Linked DNA regions of Mus musculus: region 2 is linked to region 1. A link is a loop called in an ENCODE intact Hi-C map of the cell type or tissue named here. Cell type or tissue: heart. All regions are shown on one strand. Links, peaks and the distances in the headings refer to the core of each region. The heading gives the core; the rest is flanking DNA. Region 1 has its middle 6.0 kb from the start of Vmn2r92. Region 2 holds the start of Vmn2r91 (vomeronasal 2, receptor 91).

Evidence for each region. Peaks named below come from ENCODE experiments on the same cell type or tissue, not always from the same donor. Only the 100,000 strongest peaks of a DNase experiment are listed, where the experiment ranks them.
Region 2: a loop joins it to region 1, with 2.8 times the contacts of the local background. A loop is called at or near these places in 6 of 42 quality-filtered maps.

What each region holds. Positions count from the first base shown.
Region 1 is chr17:18,141,727-18,150,074 of GRCm38, forward strand. No RefSeq gene overlaps it. Among named protein-coding and RNA genes, the nearest start is that of Vmn2r92, 6.0 kb to the right of the region's middle. In heart, for the core only: no CTCF peak of the experiment used is centred there; no DNase peak of the experiment used is centred there.
Region 2 is chr17:18,080,828-18,089,175 of GRCm38, forward strand. Vmn2r91 (vomeronasal 2, receptor 91) reads left to right here and starts at 4,230. Exons shown (of 6, transcript NM_001104540.1): 1 at 4,230-4,450. The coding sequence starts at 4,230. In heart, for the core only: no CTCF peak of the experiment used is centred there; no DNase peak of the experiment used is centred there.

The sequences.
Region 1 (8,348 bases), core at 245-8,244:
TCAAATTTGCAATTGCTTATACAACTTATATGTATACAACTTATACGTATACTTATGCGTATACAACTCATAGAAAAAATGCTGTCCTTTTAAGAAGGTGGTTTTTAGACATTTATTAAATTGTTCTAGATTGCCTGGACATCTTAAAACAATGCCATGCTAGATTTACATCACAGGCAGTCTATAAGTCGTACATATAAGATAGATTGGATATATAACCTTGTTATTTGTATATTCAAAACAGTTATGGTTTAAAATAATATTTTAGTATTCTTGAAAATTGTGCATGTATAATTCTTTCCTTTTAGTGTCCTCAGTTACTACTTGTTTCCACATAATAGTGTTAATTCTTGAGGAATTTTACTTAATAAATTGCTACAAATAAATGCTCTTATTTCTAGAAAATAAATAAATAAATAAATAAATAAATAAATTATGCACATGTGACTCTTAATAACTTTTCAAGCTTTCTAGTTACAACCTCTCCTTAAGAGAAACATTTGAAAGTGCAATTAGTCACTGCCCCTTTTTACATGAATACAGTGAAGTATTTGAAATGTTTTTTCAACAAGTCATTAATTCTAAGGATTAGATATTGTGAAACTTTAAAACTTTAACTTCTTAAAAGACAAAGAATGGCGAAATAATATCCCTGTGCATACTATTTAGTGCATTCCCATGCACACTATTTAAATCATACCTTTATTTTCAAATTTTGAAATTTAGATGTCAAAGAATTTAATAAATGCTTCATAGTATCTTAAAAGGATATACTTATTGGCTTATGATTTGATCCTAAACAGCTACCTTATTAGGGAAGGGAAAAACATAGATTCTCTCCATAGAATGCTGCAGAACCATGATGGTTAATTCGTGCGACAAGCTGGCAGGTGAGTTGACTCAGTGCCCTGATTGAAGTGAGTAGGAAACTAAATTGGGTCCATGTTTTAGATCCATCCTTGCTTGCCATTTTTCCAGTTTGGACTAGCTTCAGGCCTTTTAAGTTTATGGCAAAACAACATCAGAGACTGTATATTCTGACTTAGTAAAATTAGTCATTTAATAGAGTCATAATGATTTTTCTCTTTTCTTCAATGTGACCAGTTATTCTAACTCAATCTTAGACTGGTCTAATATATAGTCAAATAGTAGAATTTCCAATTGTAGATATCTAAAATTCTTAATTACCTACCAAAGTTAATTCAGAGCACAGCCTCCTCTTCCAGAGAATCTCTGGCCTTTTTACTAATTCTAAAACCCAGCTCCCCCACAAGGAAGCCAGAGACTGAGCTTGATCCTTGCTAATTTGCAACTGAATAAAGTACCTGAATTTCCCCAAAAGTAGCATTGTATTGTTACCTTCTCATTGTCTGGATCTTCTTTTTCAAGCAGGTCAATGAACACCCTTTAGCCTGACTGCTGTGGGCTTACATCCCTGCCCCCAAGAGAGTGCAGGTGGCAGCTACTAATTTTCATTCTAAAGGCATTCCAGCAGGTATTGTGGCTTTCTGTCTGAATATGAGATTAAGGTTTGCTACAAGGGCTAGAAAGGTGGAAATTTCAGATATTAGAAGAATATGTTTGTTATTCTGATAAGACAGGCTTAGTCCCTTAGCTGGTCTCTGGTTTTCCATCCTTGCTGCTATTGCAAGGTCCCCTTGATTCCTCAGGCAGTGCAAATATTAGAGATGAGGAAGGTGACCTCCAGCTCCTATTATAGTCTATGAACCACAAATTGTGGTGTTACTAGTGACATACTTCTTTTAGAGGCCTTGCTGAATTTGAGGTTGACAATTCTCCCTTGGGATCTGCACAGTACTCAGAACTGTGCATGCTGATTCATGATAATATGAATACAGTATGGGCATCAGCTTGGTTGCAGGCAAAGCACTGGAGGGGAAGGTCCAACTTGACCATTTCTGAGTTCCCTGAGAGACACACCCAGTTTGGATGGAGGTTAGTATCTAGTTCCAGTTAAAACCAAAAATATCTTTCTAAGGCTCTGCTTTCCCTCCCCAAAAGATACCAAGATCCATGACTGTGGGTCTTGACAGCACCCACGGGAGGAATCGGGTCAATGCTACCCCAGCCATGGTTAAAGCCTACTCATTCAAGAATGAGGAAATCATTTGATCACCTCAGTTAAGTGTGGCCTTATTAAGCTTAATTCAAAGGGGGAAGAGAGGTTGGAGACCATACCGTGAAAAGGGCAAGCCCTTCACAGCCTCTCAACCTAACAAGCCAAATGGCCTTTTGCTAAGGAGCCAGTTGTCACCTCCTCCTCTCTGTTCCCCACATGTCATCCAAGGCTGTTGAGGAGGAGGATCCGCATACTCTACTTCAGTGTTATCATACTATAGTGCCTTTCAAAATCATACAGTTAGTCTTCACCAGTGTTCCAACACCCTAAAAAGACCATGTAGCTGACTACTTGGTATTCAGTAAGAATTCAACTAGGAAGTTACCTATTCAGTAACTAATTAGCATTATAAAAGACAGAGCCAACAGCTCAGGGCTAGTCTGCAAGTTTTTTTTACTAGGACAGAAAGGACAGACTTATCCAAATAGGGTTTTCTGTGAGAAAAGTTAGGAAATCCCACTGAGACAGGTTTCTTCATTAGGCCCTAAGAATTCAGGCAGAACTATAGATCATAAATAAATTTTATGCCTCAGCCCAGCCTTGTCTTTATATATTAACAACAGGGAAGAGATGTAACCTCCCCCCCATAAGCCTGAAACCTGGCTGATCAGGTTTCACTGTTAGCACGAAGAGAGCATCAGGGTGGAGCCTGCCACCCTATCGTTCTGCCACTACCACTGCTACTGCCTGCTGCCTAGCTGTTCCAGAGCTATCACGTGGTCACCTGAAACTGGACTCCAAGGATGAATTGGTGGGAATGGGACCCTTCCCCTTCTTCATAATCCAGTGTCTGGGAATAGCAAAATTGAACCTTGAGCAGACTAGTTGTCTTGGTTCCATTCTCTCTTGTGCCGCCTAGCTCCCTCTTCTCTTCCAGATTTCAGGATGCCTCCCAGGCTAGAACCCAGACATGTGGGCCGCTGGCCAGCTGCAACATAGAAACAATAAAAAAAAAAGGGAGACAAATCTGGAGATAGATACCCTAGGAAAGAAACCAGGAACCATATATGTGAGCATTGGCAACAGAATACAATAGGTGGAAGAGAGAATCTCAGGTGCAGAAGTTTCCATATAGAACATGGACACAATAATCAAAGAAAATGCAAAATGCAAAAAGATCCTAACTCAAAACTTCCAAGATATCCATGACACAATGAGAAGACCAAACCTACGGATAAGAGGAGTAGATGAGAATGAAGATTTTCAACTTCAAGGGCCAGCAAATATCTTCAACAAATTATAGAAGAAAACCTCATAAACCTAAAGAAAAAGATGCCCATGAACATACAAGAGGCCTACAGATCTCCAAATAGACTGGACCAGAAAAGAAATTCTTCCTGACACATAATAATAAGAACAACAAATGCACTAAATAAGGATAGAATATTAAAAGCAGTAAGGGAAAAAGGTCAAGTAATATACAAAGGCAAGCCTATTAGAATTACACCAGACTTCTCACCAGAGACTATGAAAGCCAGAAGATCCTGGACAGAAGTTCTACAGATACTAAGAAAACAGAAATGCCAGTCCAGGCTACTATACCCACCCCCCCAAAAAAAACCTCTCAATTAACATAGATGGAGAAACCAAAGTATTCCATGATAAAAACAAATTCAAACAGTATCTTTCAATGAATCCAGCCCTTCAAAGGATAATAAAGGGAAAAAACCAACAGAAGGATGGAAACTACACCCTAGAAAAATAAAGAAAGTAATCCTTCAACAAACATAAAAGAAGACAGCTGCAAGAACTGTCTTGAAAAGAATCACAACTCTAACAACTAAAATAACAGGAAGCAACAATTACTTTTCTTTAATTTCTCTTAACATCAATGTACTCAATTCCCCAATAAAAAGACATAGACTAAAAGACTGGCTACATAAACAGGACCCAACATTTTGCTGCTTACAGGAAAACCATCTCAGGGAAAAAGACAGTCACTACCTCAGAGTAAAAGGCTGGAAAACAATTTTCCCAGCAAATGGTCCGAAGAAACAAGCTGGAGTAGCCATTCTAATATGGAATAAAATTGACTTCCAACCCAAATTTATCCAAAAACACAAGGAGAGGTACTTCATACTCATAACAGGTACAAGATGAACGCTCAATTCTGAATATCTATGCTCCAAAAGCAAGGGCAGCCACATTCATTAAAGAAACTTTATTAAAGCTCAAAGCACACATTGCACATCACACAAAAATAGTGGAAGACTTCAACACCCCACTCTCACTAATGGAAAGATCATGGAAACAGAAACTAAACAGAGACACATGGACACTAACAGAAGTTATGAAACAAATGGATTTAATAGATATTTACAGAACACTTTATCCTAAAACAAAAGGATATACCTTCTTCTCAGCACCACATGGTACCTCCTCCAAAATTGACCATATAATCGGTCACAAAAAAGGCCTCAAAAGATACAAAACTATTGAAATTATCCCATGCATCCTAACAGACCACCAAGGACTAAGGCTGATATTCAATAACAGCATAAATCCCAACATTCATGTGGAAACTGAACAGCACTCTACTCAAAGATACCTTAGTCAACAATGAAATAAAGAAAAAAATTAAAGACTTTTTAGGGTTTAATGAAAATGAAGCTTCAACATATCCAAACTTATGGGACACAATGAAGGCAGTCCTAAGAGGAAATCTCATAGCCCTGAGTGCCTTCAAATGAAACTAGAGAGAGCATACACTATCAGCCTGAAAGAACACCTATAAGCTCTAGAACTAAAGGAAGAAATTTCACCCAAGAGGATTAGAGAGCAGGAAATAATCGAACTCAGGGCTAAAATCAACCAAGTGGAAACAAAAAGAACTATTCAAAGAATCAGCTAACCCAAGAGCTGATTCTTTGGGAAATCAACAAGATAGATAAAACCCTTAGCCAGATTAACAAGAAGGCACAAGGACAGAGTTCTAATCAACAAAGTCAGAAATGAAAAAGGAGAAACAACAGAACCAGAGGAAATCCAAAACATCAACAGATCCTACTACAAAAGGCTATACTCAACAGATTGGAAAACCTGGATGAAATGGACAACTTCCTAGACAGATACCAGGTACAAAAGTTAAATCAGGATCAGATTAACAATCTAAACAGTCCCATTTCCTCTAAAGAATTAGAAGCAGTCATCAATAATCTCCCACCCAAAAAAAGCCCAAAACCAGATGGGTGTAGTGCAGAGTTCTATCAGACCTTCAAAGAAGACCTAATTCCAGCTCTCCTCAAACTATTCCACAAAATAGAAACAGAAGGTACTATACCTAATTCATTCTATGAAGCCACAATTACTCTGATACCTAAACCACCCAAAGATCCAATACAGAAAGAGAACTTCAGACCAATTTCTCTTATGAATATTGATGCAAAAATACTCAATGAAATCCTTGTCAACTGAATCCAAGAACACCTCAAAATTATGATCCATAATGACCAAGGAGGCTTCATCCCAGAGATCAAGGAATGGTTTAATATATGGAAATCCATCAACATTATATAAACAAACTCAAAGACAAAAACCGCATGATCATCTTGTTAGATGCTAAAGAAGCATTTGACAAAATCTAACACCCATTCATGATAAAAGTCTTCGAAAAGTCAGGAATTCAAAGAACATACCTAAACATAATAAAGGCAATCTATAGGAAACCAGTAGCCAACATCAAATTAAATGGAGAGACGCTGGAAGCAATCCCACTAAAATCAGGGACTAGATAAGGTTGCCCACTTTCTCCCTACCTATTCAATATAGTACTTGAAGTCCCAGCCAGAACAATTTCTCAACAAAAGGTCAAAGGGATACAAATTGGAAAGGATGAAGTCAAAATATCGTTATTTGCAGATGATATGATAGCATATATATATATATATATATATATCCCAAAAATCTCACCAGAGAAAACCTAAACCTTATAAACAGCTTCAGGGCAGTAGCTGGATATAAAATTAACTCAAACAAAACAATGGACTTTCTCCACACAAAGGATAAACAGGCTGAGAAAGAAATTAGGGAAACAACACCATTCACAATAGTCACAAATAATATAAAATACGTTAGTGTGACTCTAACTAAGAAAGTAAAGATCTATATGACAAGAACTTCCAGTCTCTGAAGAAAGAACATGAAGAAGATCTCAGGAGATGGAAAGATCTCCAATGTTCATGGATTGGCAGGATTAATATAATTAAAATGGCTATCCTTCTGAAAGCAATCTACAGATTCAATGCAATCCTTTTCAAAATTCCAAGTCAATTCTTCACTTAGTTAGAAAGGGCAATTTGCAAATTCATCTGGATTAATAAAAAACCTATGATAGCAAAAACTATTCTCAACAATAAAAGAACCTCTGGTAGAATCACCATGCCTGACCTCAAGCTGTACTATAGAGCAATTGTGATAAAAACTGCATGCAAAAGGCTCAAAAAGCTAGACTCCAGAAATGCAAATAACCCCATTAAAATGGGGTGCAGAGCTAAAAAAGGAATTTTCAACTGAGGAATACCGAATGGCTGAGAAGCACCTTAAAAAATGTTCAACATACTTAATCATCAGGGAAATGCAAATCAAAACAACCTCATACCAGTCAGAATGGCTAAGATCAAAAATTCAGGTGACAGCAGATGCTGGTGAGGATGTGGAGAACGAGGAACACTCCTTCATTGCTGGTAGGATTGCAAGCTTGTACAAACACTCTGGAAGTCTGTCTGAAGGTTCCTCAGAAAATTGGACATAGTCCTAGTGGAAGATCCAGTAATACTTCTCCTGGGCATATACCCAGAAGATGTTCCAACTGGTAATAAGAACACATGTTTCACTATGTTCTTAGAAGCCTTATTTATAATAGCCAGAAGCTGGAAAGAACCCAGATGTCCCTCAACAGAGGAATGGGTATAGAAAATGTGGTACAATTACAGAATGGAATACTACTCAGCTATTAATAACAATGAATTTTTGAAATACTTGGGCAAATGGATGGATCTGGAGGATATCATCCTGAGTGAGGTAACCCAACAGAAAAGAAGTAATTTGATATGCACTCACTGATAAGTGGATATTAGCCCAGAATCTTAGAATAAATACCCAAGATACAATTTGCTAAACACAAGAAAATCAAGAAGGAAGACCAACGTTTGAATACTTCATTCCTCCTTTACCCGAGCTTTTGTCCATGCCGGCCAGAACACACTCAGGACAACCGGAATCTTCTGGGGCAAAGCTTTTATTGCTTACTTATCAGGAGGGAAGACCCTGAACTGGAAAAATGGCGCTGCTTATATAGCCCGCAGCGTGACATTTCAGCACCTGATGTGGCATGACAGCTCCTGATTCGTTGCTCACCCATCACCCCATTACTAAGCCGCAAGATGGGCAGTGACTAGGCGTGAGTTCACTCTTGCACTTGCGCATAAGGCTTATTTACTAGTTAGGCGCAGTGGAAGCCAGTGCCCTCTTATAATGGCGATTGCTCACGGCATGCATGTGATTGCTCACGGCACGGCTCTCCACACTCCTTAGAATAGGGAACAAAATACCCATGGAAGCAGTTACATAGACAAATTTTGGAGCTAAGAGGAAAGGATCGACCAGCCAGAGACTATGCCCCCCAGGGATCCATCCCATAATCAGCCACCAAACCCAGACACTATTGCGTATCCCAGCAAGATTTTGCTGAAAGGACCCTGATATAGCTGTTTCGTGTGAGGGTATGTCAGTGCCTGGCAAACACAGAAGTGGATGCTCACAGTCATCTACAGGATGGAACACAGGGCCCCCAATGGAGGAGCTCGAGAAAGTAGCCAACAGCTGAAGGGGTCTGCAACCCTATAGGTAGAACAACAATATGAACTAACCAGTACCCCCAGAGCTGGTGTCTCTAGCTGCATATCTAGCAGAAGATGGCCTAGTCGGCCCCTTGGTCTTGCAAACTTCATATGCCCCAGTATAGGGGAATGCCGGGGCCAAGAAGTGGGAGTGGGTGGGTAGTGGATCAGGGCTGGGAGAGGGTATAGGGAACTCTTGGGATAGCATTTGGAATGTAAATAAAGAAAATATCTAATAAAAATATAATTAAAAGAAAAAGAAGGGTGCTGCTTGCTAAAAAGGGAGTAATTCTCTCAACTCTGGGAAGAGGAACTTGCACCCTTCTATTAATATAGGACTGGTACCTATTGCCATGTTAAAGTCAATGCTG
Region 2 (8,348 bases), core at 236-8,235, 61 kb before region 1:
TATATATATATATATATATATATATATATATATATATATATATATATATGACTCAAAAATCTCACCAGAGAAAACCTAAACCTTATAAACAGCTTCAGGGAAGTAGCTGGATATAAAATTAACTCAAACAAATCAATGGACTTTCTCTACACAAAGGATAAACAGGCTGAGAAAGAAATTAGGGAAACAACACCATTCACAATAGTCACAAATAATATAAAATACGTTAGTATGACTCTAACTAAGAAAGTAAAGATCTAAATGACAAGAACTTCAAGTCTCTGAAGAAAGAACATGAAGAAGATCTCAGGAAATGGAAAGATCTCCAATGTTCATGGATTGGCAGGATTAATATAATTAAAATAGCTATTCTTCTGATAGCAATCTACAGATTCAATGCAATCCTTTTCAAAATTCCAAGTCAATTCTTCATTTAGTTAGAAAGGGCAATTTGCAAATTCATCTGGATTAATAAAAAACCTATGATAGCAAAAACTATTCTCAACAATAAAAGAACCTCTGGTAGAATCACCATGCCTGACCTCAAGCTGTACTATAGAGCAATTGTGATAAAAACTGCATGCAAAAGCTCAAGAAGCTAGACTCCAGAAATTCAAATAACCCCATTAAAATGGGGTGCAGAGCTAAAAAAGGAATTTTCAATTGAGGAATACCGAATCGCTGAGAAGCACCTTAAAAAATGTTCAACATACTTAATCATCAGGGAAATGCAAATCAAAACAACCTCATACCAGCCAGAATGGCTAAGATCAAAAATTCAGGTGACAGCAGATGCTGGTGAGGATGTGGAGAAAGAGGAACACTCCTTCATTGCTGGTAGGATTGCAAGCTTGTACAACCACTCTGGAAGTCTGTCTGGAGGTTCCTCAGAAAATTGGACATAGTCCTAGTGGAAGATCCAGCAATACCTCTCCTGGACATATACCCAGAAGATGTTCCAACTGGTAATAAGAACACATGTTCCACTATGTTCTTAGAAGCCTTATTTATAATAAGCAGAAGCTGGAAAGAACCCAGATGTCCCTCAACAGAGGAATGGGTATAGAAAATGTGGTACAATTACACAATGGAATACTACTCAGCTATTAATAACAATGAATTTTTGAAATACTTTGGCAAATGGATGGATGTGGAGGATATCATCCTGAGTGAGGTAACCCAACAGAAAAGAAGTAATTTGATATGCACTCACTGATAAGTGGATATTAGCCCAGAATCTTAGAATAAATACCCAAGATACAATTTGCTAAACACAAGAAAATCAAGAAGGAAGACCAATGTTTGAATACTTCATTCCTCCTTTATCCCGAGCTTTTGTCCCTGCCGGCCAGAACACACTCAGGACAACCGGAATCTTCTGGGGCAAAGCTTTTATTGCTTACTTATCAGGAGGGAAGACCCTGAACTGGGAAAATGGAGCTGCTTATATAGCCCGCAGCGTGACTTTTCAGCACCTGATGTGGCATGACAGCTCGTGATTCGTTGCTAGCCCATCACCCCATTACTAAGCCACAAGATAGGCAGTGACTAGGCGTGAGTTCACTCTTGCACTTGCGCATAAGGCTTATTTACTAGTTAGGCGCAGTGGAAGCCAGCACCCTCTTATAATGGCGATTGCTCACGGCAGGCACGTGATTGCTCGCAGCACTGCTCTCCCTGCTCTCCACACTCCTTAGAATAGGGAACAAAATACCCATGGAAGGAGTTACATAGACAAATTTTGGAGCTAAGAGGAAAGGATCGACCAGCCAGAGACTACCCCACCCAGGGATCCATCCCATAATCAGCCACCAAACCCAGACACTATTGTGTATTCCAGAAAGATTTTGCTGAAAGGACCCTGACATAGCTGTTTTGTGTGAGGCTATGTCAGTGCCTGGCAAACACAGAAGTGGATGCTCACAGTCATCTATAGGATGGAACACAGGGCCCCCAATGGAGGAGCTCGAGAAAGTAGCCAACAGCTGAAGGGGTCTGCAACCCTATAGGTGGAACAACAATATGAACTAACCAGTACCCCCAGAGCTGGTGTATCTAGCTGCATATCTAGCAGAAGATGGCCTAGTCGGCCCCTTGGTCTTGCAAACTTCATATACCCCAGTATAGGGGAATGCCGGGGCCAAGAAGTGGGAGTGGGTGGGTAGTGGATCAGGGCTGGGAGAGGGTATAGGGAACTCTTGGGATAGCATTTGGAATGCAAATAAAGAAAATATCTAATAAAAATATAATTAAAAGAAAAAGAAGGGTGCTGCTTGCTAAAAAGGGAGTAATTCTCTCAACTCTGGGAAGAGGAACTTGTACCCCTTCTATTAATATAGGACTGGTATCGATTGCCATGTTAAAGTCAATGCTGGTTACTAGAACTTCTCCTGGAAGACCGTTTTTGCAAATTAAAAATACCCTTTCCCCTTTAACTCATGTAGTGATTATTTTTATTTCTTTATTGTGCCTTTTTTTCATGTTCAGTTAAGTGGCATGTCTCATTATGGACTATGCCAATGATTCAATGTTTAATTTGATAATAAAGTATCTTGAATTTAAAATCCTTATTTTAAATATATACACTTAAAAAAGCTACTCTTATAAATTGTTAGTAATAATTACGATATTCACGTTGGAAGTCCCTCACCTTATAAACAATCAAATCCTTTAGTGCATTCAGAATTATTATTGTTGCTATGCTTAGAATTGATGCACTTAATTATGAGAATAAGACTAACTCCGTCTGCTGTATATGTTTTGAAGTTTAAGCTTAGAATGACCTAAAAGAAACAAGCACAGTTTTTCTATTTCGATAGACTTTAGACAGATACGTATTTCTCACAAACTTCATAGATATTGAGAATGTGGCATTTAAGGTATTTTAATGAAAATGCTTTTTGTGATAGAGAGTCACATTAAGGAAGGCAAAACTCTCAATCTCTTCCAAAGAAGATGATGGGCAAAAATCAGTCTTCACATTAAGTTTGCTAGAAGTATGTTAAAACTGGCCACTAGGCGATAAAGTACCCTTTAACTTTACTGACATCAGTAGAGTCCAAACTGTTTACAAGGAAGATACTAGATAGGCAATTACCCCACATTTCCTAGACAAGGTAAGAGATTCCTTCAAATTTCTGCTTCATTGTCAGAACTTCTGGGCATCATTGCCAAAATGGATGTCTCCACTGACACGGATACACTTTTGGTGACTTTCCCAGGAACCAGTATGTATTTGTCTTTTTATTTAAAACAGAAGCTTCTTAGTATGTATATCTTGTTTACTCAGGTGAAATGTTTCTCTCTCAGATATTTGATGGGTATGAAAAGTACATTGATGATAGTGATTCCTAATTCCAGAGCTTAACATTACTTAGCAACGTTCTGATAATTTTATCTTAGTCACAAACCCCAAACCAAACATTTCCTTAGGTTGTCTTTTAAGTATCAATTTAAATGCACTCTTCCTTGTGCTTTTTTGGCATAAAACCTTTAGAGAACTTTGGACTAAATAAGATAGAATAGAAGTAATTTATTAAAAGTTGTAAATACAAATGAACTAGACATTGTAATAACAATCCTTACCCTGAAAATTCTCTTAAGTGTTCTTATTGTATAAAGCTTACAGATATTAGAAATAAAGTCTCTTTCTTGGAATAAAAGCAGGAAATGTTGGTATAATGTACTCTAATGTATATTGTATAAACTTGATTGGTAGTTGTTTCCTATAACTCACACTTGTTAATTGCCAACTAAAGCGCTGCAATATATAAATTTTGAGTGGTCAGTCCTTCAGTGCTTTCTTTTTAGCCTTTTCCTTTTCCACTTAGTTTGCCTCCTCTGATGTAACCTGTAGGGTTACATCAGCCTAAATTGTTTTTCATATTAAAAGTTTCTTGTTTCACATGGTTAGCCAATTCATCCCAAGAGAAGATCAAACTTGAGCTCTTGCTGTTTGTAGTCTTTGCTGAAGTCATAGGGCCTTTGGGTAGTGAAGAATATGAAGAAACATATTTCCTAACTTGTTTTTCACTTGAATAGAGGGCTTCAGAAGCAGAGTCCATGGGAAGGATAGTTTTAAAATTCCCAATTGGATTCTCAATCCCTTGGAATAATTAGTGTGACAGACTGAGTCATCAACAAATACAAATCATGGTCACAAAAATAAGAACCAAGCATACATGTACTGGACACAGTTTTTTCTGCATCAAGCAGATCCATGTAATAATATGATGTCCTCCTGGATTTTAATCTTCTGGCTCTTGCAAGTTCCAAAATTTTTCTCTGCTATTATGTTTAATATCAGTAGATGTTATTACATAATTACTGAAGAATTTCATCATGAAGGAGATGTTCTGATTGGTGCATTTTTCCCTCTTCATACTTTCTACACTGGGAAGAAAATGCCAAATTCAGCTGTACCATATCAATATTTGGATAATTACATACAGTAAGTAAAATTATTTATATTTTTAGTTCAGAATTCTTATGACTTTGAGGGTAAAATCATTTAAACTTACTTATTTTTTTTGACAAATTCACTCTTAGAGTTTCTAAAATTTTTTCATCAGTTTTATTTTCTTCTTGGATTATTTTCCTCACTGAGGGTGGGGGAGGTAGGCAGGAGTAAATAGAAACTTTGACTGTATTCACTTTAGTTTTCTCATTTTATAATTAACAATAACCTCTTATTGGCTATTCTTATTATGCCGCAATATCTGAATATATTAAAGTGTTATGATTTCAAGGAAGGATGATTTATTCTAAGCCTTACCTTGTTGTTTTTGGTGATTTGGAGGTACTCACCTGCAGTATTAGACGTTGTCATGAAATGCAGTAAGTTCTTTGTGTTCGTTGGGATTTTTCAGTGAAGAAAGAGGCTATGTGTGTTACATGCATCTGTTTCCAGTTTTAACAGTGTCACAATTAGAAGTTGTGAATACTTCTGCTCTCCTAAGATATTTCATCTATCTCACTTTTATTATAAGTGGTTGTCTGAGGTGTTTGTTTGTTTGTTTTTCAAGACAGCGTTTCTCTGAGGAACTCTGGATGTCCAGGAACTCACTCTGTAGACCAGGCTGGCCTCAAACTCAGATATCTGCCTGCCTCTGCCTCTGCCTCTGCCTCTCTGCCCCTCTGCCCCTCTGCCCCTCTGCCCCTCTGCCCTTCTGCCCCTCTGCCCCTCTGCCCCTCTGCCCCTCTGCCCCTCTGCCCCTCTGCCCCTCTCCCCCTCTCCCTCTCTCCCCCTCTGCCCCCCTGCCCCTCTGCCCTCCCACTCTGCCTCTCTGCCTCTGCCTCTCTGCTTCTGTCTCTCTGCCTCTGCCTCTCTGCTTCTGCCTCTCTGCCTCTGCCTCTGCCTCTGCCTCTGCCTCTGCCAAGTGCTGGAATTGAAGGCATGTGCCACCGCCGCCCGGCTTATAAGTGGTTGTTGATAATTTACTTTTTATTTTCACACAGCTTTCTGGTGTTTCCACATTTACTCCATTGGTTTGTAGTATGTATTCTTATTTTATATATGTGTCTACCAAGTCTTAGTGACTATGAGAGTTTTATCTTGGTGCTGTTTCTTAGCTTTAATTAAATAATCCAGGTTAATGGATTGTGTCAGACAGGTATTGCTGAGTTGGACAGAAATATTCATGTATGTTTCTTAATAAAGTAAATACATTGTTTTTATCCAAGTCTGACTTTCCTTTCCCAAGAATACTTTCTAATATCTGTATGGAGTAGTTAGTATGGCATGGAAATAGAACAATAACTTATAAATTCCTGTGAATACATGAAGACATGTGTTAGAAATCAACAAGCAGACAATGTTCCAAAGAAATACCTGAAAAATTTTAGAATCTCTAAAATTATATTGTCAAAATAACAATAAAAAAACAAATAAAGTATAAAGGTGAATTACGCTCTATGAGATAATACTCTGTGCTTGGTAAAATCTTTTGTGGTATTAAGGCATTAAATCAAAGACAGTAGAGTTGAAAAATGTTTAGATATATATTAAAACTTAATGGTTAATTTGTTTGACAATTTATTTTGAATTTTAAAAACATCAAATGTAAGTGTATAAAATTTGTTATTTGGATAAATATTTAATGTTATTTTTAAATTTTTAGGGAATCATATTTTGACTCAATTGAAATCATAGTACATTTTCATGTGCTGAGTAGATGGGGCAACTTTGGTTGTTGGGCAGGGCCTCTTATATTTCATTATAATTAATGCTCCATATAAATGAACTTTTCTGATGCCCTCCCTCTCAGCAGTTCAGGTATCAATGTGTATGTGTGTTTCTCTTTATTTTGTACAGCAACAAACCATTCGTTGCAAAGTCTGTACTTGCTGATATGTGAAAAACTAGTCCGGTTTAGTCATTATAAATAAGAGGATTGATTCCTATGAAAAACAATGAACTTGCATAAAATCAGAAAAACTAAGCTAAGTTAATGTCAAAATTCAGTCACTTTTATTATAATGTATTAAGCATATTTGTTGTATAGTGTGTTCCTTATGAGTGTGGAATACTTTTAAGAGAAAGGTGGCTTATTTTATACTCACATTCATAGTACAGTCTTTTCACATTTCTTATCACATCCATTATTTGCATGTGTGGACATACTTTTGTAGTAGCCCACATTTGCAAGTGAAGGTAAAACTGTTCAAACAAATGTTGTCATCCTCAATGTGTGTGCAAAGATCAAGATCAGATTCCCAGGTCCATCATTAGGATTCTGAAATGCATAAGTCATACTATTGGCCAATATGTTCAATCCTTTGGTTGATGTATCTTGAATCTTTCCCAGTCAAATTCAAAATTTTCTCTATGGGTTTATGAGAGAGAATTATTTTCCTTTATAGCAAGTAAAATATGGGTTTGAACATATACATCGAAATTAATTTCATCAAATATCTATTCAATTTTACTCTTCATAGTTTGATAAAATTGATGTATCATCAGAATTCAGTTCAAGGCAATTTTGTTTTTAATGTACTTTGCTATTTTACTGGAGCTATGCACCATTGCAAGCAATTTTACATAGTAAATGACAAACTCATTTTCTAGAACATTTCTCATGTATATAATGCCATTCTGGATTCTTTCTACCATGTCTTCCCTCATGTATATTAGCAGTGAATATGGCTCCATTCTTAATTCTGTTGTGATTCTGGAATGGCTTTATAATTGATCTCATCCTTTCTTTGAATTTCAACAATGCAGTTTTTCAGTACAAAAACACTGACTGATTTTGAATGCAAACACAAATATTTCATGGCCTTATTTTTGTTTGAATTAACTACAAAAGTTCTTCCTTGGTGTCTACCCTGTTGTAACCACTGACCATCTTTCATTCCATTTGCACTTTTCATTGGCACTAATGTCTTTTTTTTTTGTGAGATCCCCTTTTATCTGTGTGTATTCAAAGGAAGACATAATCTTCAGAGGTAGAGTCGATCAAATTTAAAAATACAAACAAAAGCAGCTCATAGCATGTACTGCAGGTGTTGTTGCATACATTTGTTTGGCAAATTCTCACTGTGGTATTGACTGATGGTCCTTATTGTCAGCACTGTATGGATTATTTTACCATTCATCTTATAGTGGTGGATGTATGCATCCAGCTAAAGTATTAATATTCTGGAAGTAATAAGACAGATATAGATTAATTTTATATAAATCCTTACTGGGGAAAATTATAATCTTTCCTATGGAAGAATATTACACCTAGGGTAACATGTTTCACAGCATTCATTAGTTACCAGCAATTGTGTGTATGTGTGTATGTGTGTGTGTGTGTGTGTGTGTGTTTGTGTGTGTGTGTGTGTGTCTGTTGTGTAAGTTTAAGTCCTGCTGGGCAATTAATTCAAGTTGAGTCCCTGAAATTAAAATGAGAAAGGAAGTGCATAAGAATTTGCATAAAGAATGGAAGAGGAAAATGATACAATCATTTTAGAATCTTAAGAAACAAATGATATAGTTTTCATTTTCAAAATATATTTACTAAAAGCATGAACTTTAAAAATTTGGTTTGCAAAAAAGATTGAGCAAATCTGTTTTTTTATTAGATATTTTCTTCATTTACATTTCAAATGCTATCCCCAAAGCCCCTTACACTCCCCCACACTCCCTCCTGCCCTGCTCCTCAACCCACCCACTCCTGCTTCCTGGCCCTAGCAGTCCCCTATACTGAGACATATAATCTTCGCAAGACCGAGGGCCTCTCGTCCCATTGATGGCCGACTAGGCCATCCTCTGCTACTTATGCAACTAGAGACACAGCTCTGGGGGGTACTGGTTAGTTCATATTGTTGTTCCTCCTATAGGGTTGCAGACCCCTTTAGCTCCT